Linked DNA regions of Homo sapiens: region 1 is linked to region 2. Evidence: chromatin loops called from intact Hi-C (ENCODE). Cell type or tissue: heart right ventricle. All regions are shown on one strand. Links, peaks and the distances in the headings refer to the core of each region. The heading gives the core; the rest is flanking DNA.

Region 1 (10,235 bases), core at 3,570-8,569, 230 kb before region 2:
CAGAGGCTCTGATGCAAGCCCAGGGCACTGGGTGGCGGGGGTTGGTGGGGGGGTTCAGCCCTGGGTGGCCCTGCTGGAGCTCAGGCAACAGGGAGGGACTGAGAAAGGACTCAAATCGCCTCCTGCTGCGGGGTGAGGAGGGAAGCGACCTCCAGAGAGTGCGCTGACAGTCCTGAGTGCCTGCAGCCCTGGATTAATGCACTGTGTGACCCTGGCCTTTCATTCATGCGCTGTGTGGCCTGGGGCCATAGGTTAACATGCCGTGTGACCTGGGAAGTCCCTTCTTTTCTCTGAACCTCCCAGAAATAGGCTTAGACAGCCTTCCTTTAATCGACTTTCTTGGAAACAAGAACTTATGAGTCTCCCAGCCTGACCAACATGGTGAAACCCTGTCTCTACTAAAAATACAAAAATTAGCTGAGTGTGGTGGTACGCATCTGCAGTCCCAGCCACTCTGAAGGCTGAGACAGAAGAATTGCTTGAACCCGGAGGCAGAGGTTGCAGCGAGCCAGGATCACGCCACTGCACTGCAGCCTGGGTGACAGAGTGAGACTCCATCTCAAAAAAAAAAAAAAAATTATGAGTATAGACTCCTGCCTCTAGGGCCAAGGAGTCAGGCGCTTCCTTGATGCCCAAGCCTCACTGTAGGGGTGTGGGGCGGGGAGGAGGAGTGGAGCTTTGCTGAGCACCTACTATGTGCTGGCCACAGTGGAGGTGCTCTCTTCCCCCACAGCGCATGTAAGCTTCACAGCGACCCCAAGAGACCATGCTTTATTATCCCCGTTTGCCAAAACTGGCCACTAAGGCTCAGAGAGGTTAAGTAACTTGCCCAAAGCCACACAGCGAGGCAGTGGTGGAGCCTGGATTTGAACCAGGGAGTGTCAAGCTCCCAAGCCATGCCTCCTCCCGTGCTTGTCTAGTGACCAAACACAACACAGGAGACACAATGATGGCACTTCTAGGTGCCAGGCTCTAATCTAAGCTCATTGTCCCTATTGATTAACTTAATCCTCCTAACAACAGATGAGATAGATACTATTACTGATCCCATTTTACAGTTGGGAAAACTGAGGCACCAAGAAGTACAGTGACCCACTCAAGGCCACACAGTAGTAGCTGGACATTTACATGTTACTGTGAGCTGGGCATGGTGGTGGCTCATACCTGTAACCCCAGTGCTTTGGGAGGCCAAGGCAGGAGGATCATTTTGAGGCCAGGAGTTCAAGGCCACCCTGGACAACATAGTGAGACCCACCCCCATCTCTATAAAAATATTAAAAAATTAGCTGGGTTGTGGTGGTGCGTGCCCATAGTCCTAGTTACTCAGGAGGCTGAGGTTGGAGGATCACTTGAACCCAGGAGGTAGAGGCTGCAGTGAGCCATGATCGCGTCACTATACTCCAGCCTGGGCAACAGAGCAAGACCCTGTCTCAAAAAATTGGCTGGGTGCGGTGGCTCACGCCTGTAATCCCAGCACTTTGGGAGGCCAAGGCAGGCAGATCACCTGAAGTCAGGAGTTCGAGATGAGCCTGGCCAACATGGTGAAACCCCGTCTCTACTACAAATACAAAAATTAGCCAGACATGGTGGCGCATGCCTGTAATCTCAGCTACTCAGGAGGCTGAGGCAGGAGAATCGCTTGAACACAGGAGGCAGAGATTGCAGTGAGCCGAGATCACAACACTGCACCCCAGCCTGGGTGACAAGAGTGAAACTCCATCTCAAATAAATAAATAAATAAAATACAATAAAATATGTGACTTTGAATCTGGTATTACTGGCCTTGTGTTGGAGACAGACAGCAGCCCTTCCAGGCAGGCTACTCAATCCTGGAAGGGCCCAGGCATGAACTTGCCGGCTTCCTAGCCTGAGTCTCTTCTGCCCCAGAAGCAGAATGAAGCACTTACAGCCAACCCTGGACACTTCCCTGCCATGCCAGGCTGAGCAGGCTGTGCCCCGGAGCCGTGGCCTCCCCTGCTGTGCTCAGCCCAGGGCAGGAGTCCCCTGGGCCCAGCACCCGTTTCCCAGGCCCTGCCTGCCCAGCCTGCCCCTGACTCCCTGCAGGCCCCCAGGGAACTGGAGAGGGTGGAGAGGTGCCCCCACCTCCCGTTCCAGTGTTGACTGTGTGACTTGCTTCTTAGGGTGAACCTGGCGTGAAGGGGGAAGAAGGAGAGAAAGCCGCCACTGCAGAGGTAACCATGGCTGCCCTTCACGTTCCCTCCCGCCTCCTTGGCTGTGAGCACTGTCACGGGAGGGCAGGTGCCCCACAGATCTGCGCTGACCGTCAGCCAGCCCCGAGCTGGGTGCTGGGCCACCGGGTGTACAGGGCCCCTGCCCTGAGAAGTTCACAGCCCCATGGGAACTCAGCTGAGTACAGCAGTGATTGCAAGAGAGTGAGAAGGTGGCTGGGTGGGGATGCCACAGAGGGGGTGATTGGCCCTTGGGGGGGCTTCCCGGGACAGGGAGAGGAGTCGCAAACTTGTAGGAAAGACAGTCTCCCTGGAGGAGGCGTCAGGCTGCAGAGTCCCTCTCAACGGACCGGGTTCTCCCGTGAATGGCGTCTCGGCATGGGCGTGCTTACAAGGTCAAGGGTGCTGGGGGACTGAAGGGGACAGGGCTGCTGGATGTGGTAGAGGATGGATGGAGGAAGAGGGACTTGCAAACTGGGAATCTGAGGAGAGAAGATTGGAGCAAGCGGAGGCTGGGGCCAGTGGGAGGGGGCAGCCAGGGCACGGGCTTGGCTGTGGGGACCTGCGGCTTCTGGGAGGAGGAGGGGAGGCTGAAGCTGGGGTAGTGGATGAAGGGGATGAAGGGCTCATCTGAGGTCCAAAGTCAAATTCCTCCCCTCAGCTGGCCCTGAGCTAGGTGCTGGGCCACCAGGTGTACAGGGTCCCTGCCCTGAGAAGTTCACAGCCCAGTGAGGGACACAGCTGAGGACAGCAGTGATTGCCAGAGAATGAGAAGGTTGTTGCGTGGGGGTGCCACTGAGATGGGGCCGGCAGGGGGGGCCTTGAAAGCTAAAAGCGAAAGTGCCTGAGCAGGGTTTCCCTTGAGTGTGTCAAAGCTGGGTGGGCAAAACAGCTGGGAGGGCCAGGGCGGGTCCAGGGGACCTTCAGGAAGTCCTTGCAAGACCAGAGAAAGGGAAGAGGCTGGAATCAAGGCCGCTGTGAGGGGTGCAGGAGGTAGTAAGAGGGGCTGAGGCATGAGCCTGATACACTGGTCACTCACAGCAGTACTCTGAGAGGTGACTGTGACCCCCTCCATTTCATAACAGCAACCTGCCTGGCCTGTAATCCCAGCACTTTGGGAGGCTGAGGTAGGAGAATCGCTTGAGCCCATGAGATCAAGACCAGCCTGGGAAACCTAGCGAGACCCCATTTCTTAAAAAAAAAAAAAAAAAAAAAAAGTAATGAGACAGGCGTGGTAGTGTGTGCTTATAGTCCCAGCTACTTGGGAGGCTGAGGCAGGAGGATTGCTTGAGCCCAGGAGGTTGAGGCTGCAGTGAACTACAATCGTGCCACTGTACTCCAGTCTGGGTGACAAAGCAAGACCTTGTCTCTAAAACCTAAAAAAACCCCAAAAAACAAAAACAAAAAAACCAACCACCTGTGGCTTAGGAACATGAGGCTCAGCCAGGTCCCTTGGTCTCCCCTGCTCCTTCTCTGAGTTGGGGACACGACACTGACATCCCTGTCCCAGACCCTGTAATTGGCTCAACTTCCCATTGTCTTTGGTCCCCTGGTGGGCAGACCTTTCTCCTATAACCCAGTAGGATGCTTTTTGGTTTCCTTTTGTTTCATTTTAAGCTAAATTAATCTGAACATAAGACAGATCTGTCATGTTACACCAGCAAAAGGCACCCATTCTGCTGCCAACTCCCAGGGCTGGGCAGGATGGGGACAGTGGCTTTGTCTCCTCATCATCACTTTTCAGAGTGGCCTCGACACCTGCCTTCTCAATAAGTCAGCACCCTGTCTTGGCTGACTCAGGTGTCTCTGTGCACAAGGTCCTCTGCTTGTGTGCAGACCGGGCCCTTGAAATACAGACTCTGCCATCACGCCAGCCTGCCTGCCTGCACTTTGAAATGGTGGCTTTCTCTGCTGTCTTTCTTGCCTGGCATGGCCACACCTACCCTGCCCCTTGCCTGCTGTTTGGTGGCGAGCTCTTGGGCATTCAAGGAAGGAAACAAGCAAAGAACTTCCTACCTTCGGGCCCTGGGATAGGTGCTCTGTCCTGGTTAGGGTATTTTCAGGACATGTGGGGGAAGCTGACAGGCAGCTATGGTGGAAGGAAAAGCTCAGGCTGGAGGCTGACAGGTGTGGATCTGCAGTCTGGATCGGCCGCTTTGCCAGGCTGTGTGGCCGTGGGGAGGTTGCCTGCCCTCTCTGTGTTTCAAGCTCTTTGTCTGTGAACAGGGTTTGAAGCCCTGTCTGGCACATAGTTGATGATGTTCAGTCTATGCTTATTTGCAGTGGTGAGGGTGTCGGGTGGGAAGAGGCAGGGGTGGGGGGCTTTGAGGACACATACACTGTCACTGTATCAGGATGGCCCTGACCCCTTCCTCATGGCCGGCCCTGACCCTGCCTGTTTCCTCCCCGCCAGGGCGAGGGGGTGCAGCAGCTGAGAGAGGCCCTGAAGATCCTGGCAGAGCGAGTCCTCATCCTGGAGCACATGATTGGGATCCACGGTGAGCAGTGACCAGGATCAGCGGGCTGGGAATCTCTCTCCCCTCCTTCCTCTCCCAATGCTGCCCTCATGGCTGCTGCCTAGGGTCTCTGGTCTCCCTCCCTTGCCCCTAGTCTGACCCTCCCCCTCCCCTGCTCAAGGACCCTCAGTGGCTCCCTGCTGCCCTTGACAGACTTCCAAGTGCATCAGCCCAGTTTCCCAGCCCCTCCCTAGTATAGCCATGGTGGGCAGAGCCCTGCCCAGCCATGTTGAGGCCCCTCCCACCTCCATGCCTTTGCTCGGGCCATGCCTCTGCCTGGTGAACACTGACTGCCACTTCGGGACCTGCTCAAAGATCTCGGCCTCTGTGAAGCCTTCTCTGAACCCTCCTCTTTGTCCCTATGGTGACATAGGGGAGGCTTCCATTCCATGCTGGGGTTTCTGTGACCCTCTGGGAGTCCCTTGTGCAGAACAGTGAATGATACCTCTGCAGGGCCTGGAGTAGAGGCCCATCAGCATTTGCTGGAAAATGAATGGATGAATGAATAGGTGAATGGACAGGTGGGTGGGTGAGTGAGTGAGTGAACGAATGGCTGGTTGCCTGGATGAATGTATGCATGGGTGGATGCATAGATAGATGAATGAATGAATGAATGAATTGTTGAATGGACAGGTGGATAGGTGGATGAGTGAGTGGATGGGTAGATGCATGGATGAATAAATGAATGGGTGGATGGATAGATGGATAAATGGATGGATGGATGGATGAGTGGACAGGTGGGTGGGTGAATGAGTGAATGGATGGATGGATGGATGATGGATGAGTGAACAGGTGGGTGGATAAATGAGTGGATGGATAAGTGGGCAGGTGGGTGGGTAAATGAGTGAATAGATGCATGGATGAATGAATGAATGGGTGGATGGGCGGGTGAGTGGACAGGTAGGTGGGTGAATAAGTGAGTGAATGGATGGATGGATGGATGATAGATGGATGGGTAAATGAGTGAATGAATGGATAGATGCATAGATAAATGAATGACTGAGTGGATGGATGGATGGATGGATGGATGGATGGATGGATAGATGCATAGATGAATCAATGAGTGGATAGGTGGGTGGGTGGATAAGTGAGTGGATGGATGGGTGGATGGATGGATGGATGGATGGATGGATGGATGGATGGATGGATGGATGGACGGGCAGGTAAATGAGTGAATGAATGGATAGATGCATAGATAAATGAGTGACTGAGTGGGTGGATGAATGGGTGAATGGATGAATGGGTGGATACACAGATGGATGAATGGGTCAATGGACAGGTGGATGGGTGAATGAGTGAATGAATGGATGGATGCATGGATCCATGAATGAATGAATGCATAAGGGGCTGAAAGCCTGCTGCTGCCTTGCTTCTCCACGCTGGGCAAGAGCATCTCTCCGTGGCCACATATCATGATCAAATGTACCCCCAAGTGTTCCTAAGGCTCTACCTCGAGTCCACCCTCCTGCTCTCCTTCCAGATCCCCTGGCCTCCCCAGAGGGAGGTTCTGGCCAGGATGCTGCCCTGAGAGCCAACCTCAAGATGAAGAGGGGTGGCGCCCAACCCGATGGGGTCCTTGCTGCCCTGCTTGGGCCCGACCCTGGACAGAAGAGCGTGGACCAGGCCAGCAGCAGGAAGTGAGAGCCCACTGCTCCAGGACACCCTGTCCTGGCTAGAGACCCAGCCCCAGAGGCCTGAGCCGCCGCTGTTTCCTAAAGATGCCCCCAGGGGAACTGGGCTCCAGGCATGGATGATTGTGAGGACATGGGGGGCTTTGGGGACAGATAATGTCTCCAGGGGCAGGGTCTGGAGGGGCCAACACCCTCATCAGAGCCCTCCTCTGGCCTGTCCCCTCCCCTACCCCCACTCCCGGCTGGAGACGGGGTCTGGGTGGGCTGGGTGCTGGGAATGAGAATAATCCTAATACCCATCATTTATTGAGTCCCTGCTGTAACTGGCCCTGTCCAGGGAACTTTCGTTACGTTGTCTCATTATTTAACCCTTAGGAGGTAAGCTTATTATCCCCACTTCACAAGGGGACCGAGGCTCAGACGGTAGAAATAACCCTCTCTTGGCCACCAGATCACGGGTGGCAGGGGCAGGATTTGAACCCAGGACCCTCAGTTCCTGAAGCCATGTTCTCTCGACCCTGCCAGCTTCCCCTCTTCGAGAGAAAACTCAGACAGGGAGGGCGCAGGGCCAGAACGGCTCCTTAAGGCAGGCAGGGCTGCGGGGAGGCTGGGCCAGCCAGCCTGAGGGGGTAGGCAGGGTCCTGCAGGGCCTGGGGCTTCCCTTCCTCATCCCCCTTCCCCACTGGCTGGGGGAGCAGCCTGGACTGCAGCTCTCAGAGGCCAGGGAGACCCTGAATAAATCACTGCCAGCCATACGGACTTGAGGACCTTGAGAGAGAAGCATTGGGGGTGCAAGTGTCCACCAAACCAGATAGGCATCCCTGGCCACTGCCTCCCAGTCTTGCTGAGCCCACCCGCTCTCTCTGGGTCCATCCCATCCCTGAGCCAGGGGAGGCAGCATTTCATGGGCATGTCTATCAGAGGTGGGACTTGCAGCCTCTGCCCCACGAGTTTGTCTCTCAGTGGACTCTATAGGTTTGCTACTTTTGCATGACACAGCAAGCCCAGTGTCCCCTTTGCAAGCTGCAGAGAGGGAAACAGAGTCCCAGGCCTGCTGGGAAGAGATGCTCCTGCCTCCCACCTTCCAGAGTTGGGGGCCTGGCAGGCTCCATGGCAGGCACCAGGTCCCTAGCAGCCCAGAACAGCTCTGACTGGAGCCCTCAAGGCCTCTGGGGCCAGGGTCTCCGTGATCAGCTCAGCCCTGGTGTTCCTCTCTTGCTGGGCTGGGACCTGGGACACAGCCACGGCAGCAAACTCAGAGAATTGAAGGTGCTGGCGCCACCCTGGGGCACTCTGTCTTCACAGCAGGAGTGACTGTCTCCAGTGCTCTTGGTACTCCTGTTTGGCTGTGGCCTGGTCCCTCTGGGCCCTGGGATCTTCTTCTGGCCCTTGAGGCAGGTCTGGAGAGGCAGTCTCTGTCTTCATGGAGGGGTGGTCAGAGGCGGGCGGGACCACCAGCCTGTAGCGTTATTATTATATGTGACAATAAAGGTGCTCTCCCCACTGTGGGTCTGTTTGTGTGGTGACAGCTCTGCAGGAGGCTGGTCTGCATCTTACCGGCCAGGTGCCAGGGAAGCTGTGAGCAGCTCCAGCCAGGCCCGGGGTGACCACAGGGCCTCTGTGGCAGGGAGGTCCAGCTCTGCCCTCAGGACCTCCAGGGAGGGGGCTGGGAGTGACACACGATAGGCAAGCCCCGGATTGGGGCTTAACCTGCAAGGGCTCTTGGCTTCACCCAGCAAAGAATTCAAGGGCAAGCTGGAGGCAAGAGAAACAGCTTTATTGGAGGGGCAGGACTACAGCTCCATGACTGCTCGTGCAGAGCAGGGCTTCTCCCCAGGCAGAGAATAGCAGCTCAGGGCAGTTCTGCACCATATTTATACCTACTTTTAATTGCATGCAGATTAAGGGCTGGTTTATGCAGAAATTTCTAGGGAAAGGGTGGTTATTTCCGGGTCATCAGGTCTTTGCCATGGAAAAGGGCAGTGGCTCCTGAGTGTTGCCATGGTGATGGCAAACTGACATGGCACACTGGTGGGCGTGTCCAATGGAAAGATGCTTCCGCTCTGTCCCTGTTTTGGCTAGTCCTCAATTTGGTCCTGTGTCTGAGCCCTACCTCCAGAGTCAAGATCTGTTTCTTACCTCCAGAGGGTGAGGGAAGCCCCTTCAGAGGCCACCTCACCCCTCCACCCAACCACACTGTCTATAAACTGGGCCTGGCCCCCAGCTCTGCAAGAAGGTGAGTTAAGTTGGGGCGGCCTCAGGGCTCTTGGAGGAGCAACCCTGATCCTGCTCCATGCTCCTGTCCAGGTCTGGGGTCAGTGACATATCAGAGACCCCAGGGAGACCCATATACCCTGATGACAAGTCCCAGGTACAACACAGAGACCCAAACCACTGCTGAATCACCCTGTGACCCTTGTAGGTATTAAGCTCTTGCCCTGTGTATTATGTCTGTTCTCACTCTGCCAATAAAGATATACCCGAGACTGGGTAATTTATGGTAATTTATAAAGAAAAAGATGTTTAATGGACTTACAGTTCCATGTGGCTGGGGAGGCTTCACAATCATGGTGGAAGGGGAAAGGCACGTCTTGCATGGCAGCAGGCAAGAGAGAGAATGAGAACCAAGCAAAAGGGGTTTCCCCTTATAAAACCATCAGATCTCGTGAGACTTACTTATTCACTACCATGAGAACAGTATGGAGGAACCGCCCCCATGATTAAATTATCTCCCAACAGGTCCCTCCCACAACACATGGGAATTATGGGAGCTACAATTCAACATGAGATCTGGGTGAGGACACAGCCAAACCATATCACCCTGTGTCCAGTGCCCAGTGCTCAGCTACAGACAGAACCCTGCCTGCCTCTGCCTGGAGCTTGAAATCCTATAGAGAGGGTGAGCATTGAACACCACACCAGGCCAGGCATGGTGGATCACACCTGTAATCCCAGCACTTAGAGAGGACAAAGTGGGAAGATTGCTTGAGGTCAGGAATTCAAGACCAGCCTGGACAACATAGCTAGACCCTGTTGCTACAAGTGTTTTTTTTTTTTTTTTTAAAGTTAGCCTGGCATGGTGGTGGCTTGTCCCTGTAGTCCCAGATACTTGGGAGGCTGAAGTGGGACGATCATTTGAACCCAGGAGTTGGAGGCTGCAGTGAGCCATGATTCCGCCATTGCACTCTAGCCTGGGCAACAGAGCGAGATCCGGTCTCTAAAAATTAAACATAAAAAAACACCACAGCAATCATGTGGAGGAAGGAGATTCCAGGCTGCTCTGAGAGTCCAGGACCCAGAGACCAAAAGGGCAGGGAGAGCAGGGAAACAGAAAGAGAGAAAGAGGGAGGGAAGGGAAAAGAGAGACAGAGCAAGAGGCGAGAGGGAGAGAGAAACAAGAGACAGAGACAGAGAGATGGCCTGCCAGAGCTTCATCTGTCTTTATTTGCTGGTGAATAGGCAACACGTTCCTTAAGCCGGAGCCTCTTCTTCCAAGCCCCATTGGCTCTGGGATACTTCCTCCAGCCACAGGTCCTGGGCCCAGCAGGCACAGCTCATTCAGCAAACAGGGAGACCCGGGGTCGGGCAGGTGCCTGAAGTCAAACCTTGGCAGGAACCACTGGGCAACTGTCCCAGGCAGGGAGTGTGAGTAGGTTTAGGCTGGAGAAATGTCCTCGCCCCTTTTATTCCTTTTCCCAGGGCAGGAGTTACAAAACCACGCATCTTTCCTTCCTTCCTCCTTTCCTTCATGTAACAAATCTTTTATTGATCACCTTAATTGAGCCAGGCCCTGAGAACTTTCCATGAACAAAAGACAGGAATCTCTGCCCTCAATGAACCAACGCTTCAAGGGGAAGAAGTCAAAATAGGCAATAAACAGCCTGGACAACATAGTGAGA
Region 2 (10,235 bases), core at 1,994-6,993:
TGTTCACTGAGCCAACCCCCCATGCTGGGCTTCTTGTCTAGGAGTGGCAGCTGCAAGTAAGAATGCCAAGACCCTGACCAAACCCAGCATTCCGATGGTCACAGGTCCTTCAGCATCTTCAATTCTAGCTGGCTGCAGCCTCAACCCGGCAAGTGGAGGTCCCCTTCAGGCCTGCAAATGGGGCTCTACCCTGAGTTCTCACATCAGCACATGGCATGGAGCCACGCTTAGGGATGTGCTAGTCACTCTGAGTTGCTTTGAAAGAATAAGCCAGCCTTGGGCCAGGCGCGGTGGCTCACGTCTGTAATCCCAGCATTTTGAGAGGCCGAGGTGGGTGGATCACCTGAGGTCAGAAGTTGGCGACCAGCCTGGCCAACATGGTGAAACCCCGTCTCTACTAAAAATACAAAAAGTAGCTGGGCCTGGTGGTATGTGCCTATAATCCCAGCTACTCAGGAGGCTGAGACAGGAGAATCGCTTGAACCCAGAAGGCAGAGGTTGCAGTGAGGCAAGACTGAGCCACTGCACTCCAGCCTGGGTGACAGAGCGAGACTCTGTCTCAAAAAAAAAAAAAAAAAGTCCGGGCGCAGTGGCTCACGCCTGTAATCCCAGCGTTTGGGAGGCCAAGGCGGGCGGATCACGATGTCAGGAGATCGAGACCATCCTCGCTAACACGGTGAAACCCCTCTCTAGTGAAAATACAAAAAATTAGCCAGGTACAGTGGTGGGCACCTGTAGTCCTAGCTACTCAGGAGGTTGAGGCAGGAGAATGGCATGAACCCGGGAGGCGGAGCTTGCAGTGAGCGGAGATCGCGCCACTGCACTCCAGCCTGGGTGACAGAGTGAGACTCCGTCTCAGAAAAAAAAAAAAAAAAAAAAGAATAAGCCAGACTCATAAATAGCCACTGGCCCAGGGTGGGTTACAGTTTCCATAAAATGAAATAACAAGAAATGTGCTTTGGGTTACTTTGATACTGTATGTCTTTGACAAGAAGTCATGTGTCTTTGACAAGAGGTCAGGTGGACTTTCAGCTTCCCTCTGAGTGACAGAGCATCCAAAAGGATGATGCAAAGAACGTGGCCACGTGGCTGTGGAGCCTGTGGGATGGGGACATGCGGCAGATCCACTCATGTCATGACATGAATGTGGAGCATGAAGGCACCAGAACCACCACACCTCACACCTTGCAGGCTCAGGCATCTGCTGGCCTCTATCATCTGACTGGGGTCTCTGCTAATTGAGGGATAGGTGTGAGAGTGAATAGACACAATCCTGAAAGCCAGGTGGAACAGCATCACCAATGCATAAACATTCTGGCTGCCAAGAAGGGCGCTTCCGGCCGGGCATGGTGGCTCTTGCCTGTAATCCCAGCACTTTGGGAGGCCGGGGCAGGAGGATTGTTTGAGCCCAGGAGTTTAAGACCAGCCTGGGCAAGCTAGCGACACCGCTATCTCTACAAAAAAATAAATACATAAATAACAAAACTATATATATATATATATATATATATATGTCATGAATAGTAGCACACACCTGTAGTCCCAGCCACTCAGCTACTCAGGAGGCTAAAATGGGAGGATCACCTGAGCCTGGGAAGTCGAGGCTGCAGTGACCCTTGATGGTGCCACTGCGCTCCAGCCTGGGCAACAGAGTGAGACCCTGTCTCAAAAATAAATAAATTGGTCAGCATGGTGTCTCATGCCTGTAATCCCAGAACTTTGAGAGGCTGAGGCAGGTAGATCACCAGAGGTCAGGATTTGGAGACCAGCCTGGACAACATGGCGAAACTCTGTCTCTACAAAAAATACAAAAATTAGCTGGGTGTGGTGGTGGGCACCTGTAATCCCAGCTACTCAGGAGGCTAAGGCAGGAGAATCACTTGAACCCAGGAGGCAAAGGTTGCAGTGAGCAGAGATTGTGCCATTGCACTCCAGCCTGGGCAACAAGAGTGAAACTCCATCTCAAACAAACAAAAAAAATTAATTAATTAAAATAAAGAAGGGGCCTTCCAATGTGGGGGCTTATGGGTCCTTGGGGTTTTTTAATCCAAGGCTGAGCAAGTCTGTTTCTCACCAGTGAGGGGTAGCCAAGCTGGTCTGGAACTGGGAGCCTCCATCGATTTCTCCCGATGGCAGCTTTCCAGGTCCACAGTGCTGATTTGTGCTGGAGTGCTATCCTATCTGTTAATCAATGGCATGGGAGAGAACATGGACCGCTGGGCAGATGCCCACAGTGCCTATCAAAGAATAACATTGAGTCTCAGCCTTACACGTTAGGAGGAAATTAATCCACTGCCCTCCCACTCATGAGGATGCTCCTCCCTGGACCCAGACACGCAGTTTGCAAAGTGCTTCCGTACACATCGACACGGTTGAGATGTGCAGCCACCCTATGAGGGAGGCATCCTGACCCTCACCTTCTTAGATGGGAGGAAACTGGCCGGGAGCCGTGACTCCCACCTGTAATCCCAGCACTTTGGGAGGCCGAGGGGGGCAGATCACCTGAGCTCAAGAGTTTAAGATCAGCTTGGCCAACGTGGTGAAACCCAATCTCTACTAAAAATACAAAAATTAGCCGGGCATGGTGGCACGTGCCTCTAATCCCAGCTACTAGGGAGACTGAGGCAGGAGAATCGCTTGAACCCAGGAGGCAGAGGTTGCAGTGAGCTGAGACCACGACACTGCACTCCAGCCTGGGCAACAGAGCAAGACTCCATCTCAAAAAGAAATAATAATAATAAATAAAAATAAATAAAAGGGAGAAAACTGAGAATCAGAATATTGAAGTGACTAGCCTAGGGCCATATGGCTAGTGGGTGGCAAAGACGTGACTCAGAACAATGTGCCCTGGCCCAAGGGTCCCTCTCTCTCCAGAAGACTCCCCCACCTCCAGTCAGGAAATCTTAACTCATATTAAAAGCCAGACACTAGGTCCTAGCCCTGTTTCTTGCACAGTGGGTACTGTCTGGGTGGCTGCTAACTCCTTATCAGAAAGTAGACTTTCAGCCTAATGCAGTGGCTGATGCCTGTAATCCCAGTACTTCGGGAGGCCGTGGCAGGAGGATCACTTGAGTCCAGGAGCTCGAGACCAGCCTGAGCAGCCTAGCAAGACCCCATCTCTACAAATAAAAATAAAAACATGAGTCAGGTGTGGCGGTCCACAGCTGTAGTCCCGGCTACTCAAGAGGCAGAGTTGGGAGGATCCCTTGAGCCCAGGAGGTTGAGGATGCAATGAGCTATGATGGTGCCACTACACTCCAGCCTGGGCCACAGAGTGAGATGTCTCAAAAAAATAGTAGACTCTCTTAGTCAACCAAATTGCCTAACATTCTATCTCTTTAACCATCAGAATATCAGAACCTGGCCCTGAGACAAAAGAATATCTAACTTTCCTTTCTTGCTTTGATAAAAAGCAAAGCCCAAGAGGTAAAGTCAAGGATTACCAACCATTCCCCCCAGCCAGCATCCTGGACTTGGGGTTTATCCCCAGCTTTATGGGGTTCCTGGCCAGGCAAAAGGCAGGCAGGGCTTCCTAGCTCTCTCTATCTTTCCTGTTCCTCTCCTAAAGAAAAAAAAATGTGGTGGGGCCCAGAGCACAAACAAGTTGCAAGAAGATGAGATGATACCCTCTTGTCACCATCCTGGTATTTCAGTATCTAGAGAATGGCGGCTCAGTGCTTGCATTGGCAAAGAAAGTGGGGTAATTGATATACCTTACGACATCTTTCAGAATGTGCTCCTCCCTGCTTTAATTTCAGCCTCAAGGTGTGGAGAAGCAGGCTGCTTTCTGAAAAACAAGAAAAACACATCCTTCCGTTAACCAGGGTACTAAATGGCTTCAGGCCTTTCTCACACCTACAGCCCCAGAGGGCCCCCAAGAGTCCTTGGGTGGTCTAGGAACCTTTCTTTATTATTATCAGGGACAGGGTCTCCCTCTATCTCCCAGGATGGAGTGCAGTGGCACGATCATAGCTTACTGCAGCCTCCAACTCCTGGGTTCAAGCCATCCTCCTGCCTTGGTCTCCCAAAGCACTGGGATTACAGGTGTGAGCCTTAACGCCCAGCCCTAGGAGCCTTTTTTATTGAATCTGTCCCGGTTTCCTCCTGCTGGAGAAGGGGTGGGAGGATGTGCTATGGTTTGGCTGTGTTCCCACCCAAATCTCATCTTGAATTGTAACTCCCACAGTTCCCTCGTGTCGTGGGAGGAATCCAGTGGGAGGTGATTGAATGATGGGGGTGGGTCTTTCCTGCACTGTTCTCGTAATAGTGAATGAGTCTCAAGAGATCTGATGGCTTTAAAAACAGGAGTTTCCCTGCATAAGCTCTCTTTGCCTGCTTTATATCCTGGGCACGCCAGCAGCTGATTAGCTGGTGCCCACCCAGATTAAGGGTGGGTCTGCCTTTCCCAGTTCACCGACTCAAATGTTAATCTCCTTTGGCAACACCCTCATAGACACACCCAGGATCAATACTTTGCATCATTCAACCCAATCAAGTTGACACTCAGTATTAATCATCACAGGTGGGTGTGGGGTTGGATGGCCTTCCAGAAGATTCTGTTCTGAGTGACCTTGGGAAGCCAGGCTGTGACGTTGGAATGAAGGTCCAGAGATGACTGTGTACGAAGGGAAGGTCGAATGTGGGTGGGCAGGGGACAGGGCTTGCTGTGTTTCTGGCATTCAATGTCCACTGTGATGGAGGAAAAAAACTCTTCCTGAATTCCAGGGGGAATTTTGAGTGATGTCAGGAGAAGCAGTCACACAGGTGTGCAATGCATGTTTGCCAAGACAGCCGCATAAGCCATCGGCAGGAATCAAGGTACAGGAAGGGCTTCCTGGGGTACTCAGTTGGGAAAGGGGTGCTTTGGAGTAGCTGGGAGGGCTGGAGCACTTAGAACACTTAGCCCGCTGGGAGTCACTCCATGGACAGAACATGATAAGGCAAAGGCCACATGGAGGACCTGAACACCTCTGGGTGACCTCAGACAGTCACTTCTGGTCTCTGGTCTCCGTCTCCTGTTCAATCATCAAAGCTGTTTACCGACTTCCAAGAGTCACTGTAAGTCCCAAGTGTGGCGACAGGCGTGCAGGAAACTCACACACTATAAATTCCCTTTCAAAAGTCAAGAGGAAGCCGGGGGAGTGGACGTTGGTCTAGACTGCTGTGACATTTCTGAAGCTCCTCTGAAAATCCACCACCATCCGCACTGTGCCAGGAAGAGCCTCTGTCTGAGGACAGCCATTGAGAAGTGGACAAGAGTGGGTACATTTACAATTTGCAGAGAGGAGAAAAACAAAAAAAGGAAGAAAAACAGTCATCCGCGCTGGCTGGCTCACGGTCACACACATTTCTGGGTCCTTCCCCAGCAGGCAATGACATCTGGTAACCCCATTGTCTGCTATCTGCAGGGAAGAAAGTGTTAGACACGAGGGCAGATGGAGTTTGCCTAACGTGTCTGTTCTCTTCTTTGCTGCCTTTTCAACTCTTCTTGGGAATGCAGCAAAATAGCAGCTGTTCATAATTTCATGAATAAAGAACTATGTAAATTTCAACTATGAAAATGTGTTGCGTCTCTTGTGGGCAAAGTGTGGTGTATGCTCCTGCGCCGTCTCTATTTCCATCTCGTGCGCATGTTGGAGTTTATCTAAACGGCACTCTCTGGGTAGCTGCTCAGTTTCAGATTCAGACTTGGCTAATTCATGACAAACGGCTTCGAGAACTATCCCTGCTTAGCCAGAGCAACAGGCTTGGAGGCCAAGCTCTCAGGGTTGCAATTCAAGGCCCATCGCCTCTGAGTAGGATGTCAGTCTCTTCTCTATGCCTTCCTTCCTTTTCTTTCTTTCCTTCTTTCTTTCTTTCTTTCTTTCTTTCTTTCTTTCTTTCTTTCTTTCTTTCTTTCTTTCTCTCTCTCTCTCTTTCTCTCTCTCTCTTTCTTTCTTTCTTTCTCTCTCTCTCTCTTTCCTTCCTTCCTTTCTTTCTTCTTTCTTTTTTTTGGACAGGGTCTCGCTCTGTCGCCCAGTCTGGAGTGCAGTGGTGCAATCTCAGCTCACTGCAACCTCCACCTCCTGGATTCAAGCAACTGTCCTGCCTCAGCCTCCTGTGTAGCTGGGATTACAGGTGTGCATCTCAGTGACTGGCTGATTTTTGTATTTTTAGTAGAGATGGGGTTTCAGTATGTTGGGAAGGCTGGTCTCGAACACCTGACCTCAGGTGATCCACCCACCTCGGCCTCCCAAACTGCTGGGCCACCTTGTGAGCCACTGTGCCCAGCCTCTATGTGTTTCTTTTTATTGATCTGTAAAATGGGTATAATGATGTGGGAAAAAAACAGAAAAGAAAAGAAAAACACACACACACACACATAAAAACAGAACATTTGTGGGCTGGGTGCGCATACCTACTGTGGGAGGCCCAAACAGGAGCATGGCTTGAGGCCAGGAGTTTGAGATCAGCCTGGACATCATGGTGAGACCCCGTCTCTATGAAAAACATTTAATTAGCTGGGCATGGTGGTGCACACCTATAGTCCCAGCAACTTGGGAGGCTGAGACAAGAGGGTTGTTTGAGTCCAGGAAGGAGTTTGAGGCTTCAGTGAGCTGCAGTCGTGCCACTGCACTCCAGCCTGGATGACAGAGACCCTATCTCTAAAAAAAGAAAGGAAGAAAAAAAAACAACATTTGCATAATAATTATGAAAGCCAATTAAGTTTAGAGTTTTCTTCCAAATTCCTGCACAAGACCAAAATTACCAGCAAAGGATTCCAGTCCCTAGGACCTAGATGGGTCTCCATGGGTATACGCAATTCTAAAGCTGTCATATCCTCGACTCCTGGGATCTCCAGGCAGCTTCTGGACAGTTATGGGCACCAACTTGCTGGGGAAGATACTGCACTCTTTGCGAACAGTCTTTCTAGTTCATTTCAGAAGGGCAGGGGGCACCCCTTTTTGGATGGGTGTCATCTGGGAAAGATACTGAACCTATTGTGAAGGAATCCAGTGTGTGGAGTGAGGAACTATGAGTGGACGCTGTAGAAATTCCAAGTTCAGGCTGGGCACGGTGGCTCACACCTGAAATCCCAGCACTTTGGGAGGCCGAGGCGGGTGGATCACTTGAGGCCAGGTGTTCGAGACCAGCCTGGGCAACATGGTGAAACCCCGTCTCTACTAAAAATGCAAAAATTAGCCAGGTTTGGTGGCATACACCTGTAATCCCAGCTACTTGGAGGCTGAAGTAGGAGAATCGTTTGAACCCAGGAAGCGGAGGTTGCAGTGAGCAGAGACCGCGCCACTGCACTCCAGCCTGGGCAACAGAGCGAGACTCTGTTTCAAAAAAAAAAAAAAAAAATTCCAAGTTCAGCCCCTTAAAAGGAGGAGTTTTCTGGTGATGCTCCAGAGATGGACCAGGCTGCTCTGGAAGGATGAGGGCAGAGTCCTGGTTTCCAGTTGGTTAGGGTGCTGCAGAGAAGCACCTCTCATGTTTTGATGCACGCAGGAATCACCTGAGGACCTTGTGCAAATGCAGACTTTAATTCAGCAAGTCCAAGATGGGAGGCATTTCTAACCAGCTCTCAGGTTTTTCTAACCTGATGCAGGTGCAACTGGTCCCCAGACCATACTTAGGACGCTGATCTTTCTTTCTTTTTTCTTTCCTTTTCTTTTCTTTCTTTTTTTTTTTTTTTTAATTTGAGATGGAGTCTTGTTCTGTCACCCAGGCTGGAGTGCAATGGCACAGTCTCAGCTCACTACAACCTCCACCTCCCAGGTTCAAGTGATTCTCCTGCCTAAGCCTCTCAAGTAGGTGGGATTACAGGCGTGCACCACCACACCCAGCTAATTTTTGTACTTTTATTACAGACAGGGTTTCACCATGTTGGCCAGGCTGGTCTCAAATTCCTGACCTCAGGTGATCCACCCTCCTCAGCCTCCCAAAGTGCTGGGATTACAGGCGTGAGCCACCTTGAGAACACTGATCTTTCATATCTCCCCAGCCCCAACGTCTGTCCTTCTGTGATTCTATGATCAAATGACCATTGAGTTAATGGCACAGCGGGTCCTGGTTGGCTTGGACCAGTGAACGTAGCAACAGGAGTTAGAGAACCTCCATTCACAGCGTGTTCTTAATGCCGCCTACTTTTATCCTCATAGACAAATGATTTCTGTGTTTTGTTTTGTTTTGTTTTGTTTTGTTTTGTTTTGTTTTGTTTGAGACAAGGTCTCACTGTCTTCCAGGCTGGAGTGCAGTGGTGCAATCTCAGCTCACTGCATCCTTGACTTCCCGGGCTCAGGTAATCCTCCTACCTCAGCCTCCCAAGGAGCTGGGACTACTGCCCGCCACAAGGCCCAGTTAATTTTTGTATTTTTCATAGAGATGGGGTTTTGCCATGTTGCCCAGGCTGATCTCGAACTCTTGGACTCAAGCGATTGGCCCGCCTCGGCCTCCAGCGACTGGCCCACCTCGGCCTCCCAAAGTGCTGGGGTTACAGGCGTGAGCCACCATGCCAGGTTAACTTTTGTAACTTTTGTAGAGATGGGGTTTTGCCATGTTGTCCAGGCTGGTCTCTAACCCTTGGGCTCAATTTAATGGCCTGCTTCAGCCTCCCAAAGTGCTGGGATGGTTTTCTGTTTTGTGATTAGCAGAGAGAGTTCTGCTGGGATGGTTTTCTGTTTTGTGGTTAGCAAAGAGAGCCCCACTGCACCTGACCCTCCTCCCTGAGGCCATTTGGGAGATTGTGGAGTCAGACCACATTGAAAGCTCAGCTCCAAAGGGCTTCCACTGAGGAGGCTGGGGCTGGTGTGGTTTGTAGCTTCAAAGAACTCAGACAGAGGTCTTTTCCAGAGTCAAGGTGAATAGAAGAAAGCAAATTACAAGAATGTCATTGTGCCTGCAGGCAGGGAATTTGTGACTAAGACCCTATCTCTGTCCTATGTTGCCTATGGCTCCCCCTCATTCCCCAAGCCCAATCCATTCCTGCCCACCCTGATCAACACCAAACCATCAGATTAATCCAAAGCACATCACAAAGATTTTCCTCCCCTTGCCAGGCACCAGGTCTGGAGCTGGGGGCCTTGAGGTGGGCCAAGCACAAGGCCCCTCCTCATGTTGTACCATGAAGACCAAGTGATCAGTACAATAAGAGAGGTGGAAAGGACTCCTGTGGACTGGGGTAAACAGGGTGGGTTTCCCAGGGGAGGTGAGATTTCAGAGGGGTCTTAAATTATGAAGATAAAGATCATTGACCTAAGTGTCCATCAACAGTGGATTGGCTAAAGAAAATGTGGAACCATATATACCATGGAATACTATGCAGCCATAAAAAAGAATGAAATAATGTCCTTTGCAGCCACATGGATGCAGCTGGAGGCCATTATCCCAAGTGAAATAACTCAGAAACAGAAAACCAAATACCACATGTTCTCACTTATAACTGGGAGGTAAACAATGGGTACTCATGGATATAAAGATGGAAATAATAGGCCAGTCAGCGTGGCTCACACTTGTAATCTCAGCACTTTGGGAGACCAAGGTGGGTGGATTACTTGAGGTCAGGAGCTCGAGACCAGCCTGGCCAACATGGTGAAACCCCATCTCTACTAAAAATACAAAAATTAGCCAGGCGTGGTGGCACATGCCTGTAATCATAGCTACCGGGGAAGCTGAGGGAGGAGGATTGCTTGAACCCAGGAGACGGAAGTTACAGTGAGCCGAGATCACACCACTGTACTCCAGCCTGGGAAACAGAACAAGACTCCATCTCAAAAAAAAAAAAAAGATGGAAACAATAGACACTGGGGTCTCTAAAAGCGGGGAAGGGGCAAGGGCTGAAAAACTATGTCATGGATATTATGTTCGCTATTTGAGTGATGGGTCCATTAGAAGAGCAAACCCCATCATCACACAATATACTGAGATCACAAACTTGCACATGTACCCCATGAATCTATAATAAATAACAACAACAACAAATTAACAAGGTATTAAAAAAAATAAAGATCACTGGTAATGGGTCAGAGGTGAGGCACATCATGGAGGTTCCACAGAAAAAGCCCACTGAAGAAGCATGGGGGCCGTGTGCGGATGCTCAGGCCTGGAATCCCAGCACTTTGGGAGGCCAAGGCGGGAGGATCGCTTGAGGTCAGGAGTTTGAGACCAGCCTGGCCAACATGGTGAATCCCCATCTCTACTAAAAATACAAAAATTAGCCAGGTGTGGTGGTGCATGCCTGTAGCTCCAGCTAT

The links. Hi-C counts contacts between places; a loop is a spot of excess contacts. Peaks named below come from ENCODE experiments on the same cell type or tissue, not always from the same donor. Only the 100,000 strongest peaks of a DNase experiment are listed, where the experiment ranks them.
Region 1: a loop joins it to region 2, with 5 times the contacts of the local background. A loop is called at or near these places in 2 of 110 quality-filtered maps.

Annotation. Positions count from the first base shown.
Region 1 is chr7:101,551,185-101,561,419 of GRCh38, forward strand. It overlaps COL26A1 (collagen type XXVI alpha 1 chain), which reads left to right. Exons shown (of 13, transcript NM_001278563.3): 11 at 2,142-2,192; 12 at 4,603-4,687; 13 at 6,186-7,840. The coding sequence ends at 6,346. Among named protein-coding and RNA genes, the nearest start is that of LINC01007, 13 kb to the right of the region's middle. In heart right ventricle, for the core only: no CTCF peak of the experiment used is centred there; no DNase peak of the experiment used is centred there; H3K27me3 peaks cover 376 bases.
Region 2 is chr7:101,779,403-101,789,637 of GRCh38, forward strand. No RefSeq gene overlaps it. Among named protein-coding and RNA genes, the nearest start is that of CUX1, 33 kb to the right of the region's middle. In heart right ventricle, for the core only: no CTCF peak of the experiment used is centred there; a DNase peak (open chromatin) is centred at 4,999; H3K4me3 peaks cover 591 bases; H3K27ac peaks cover 1,008 bases.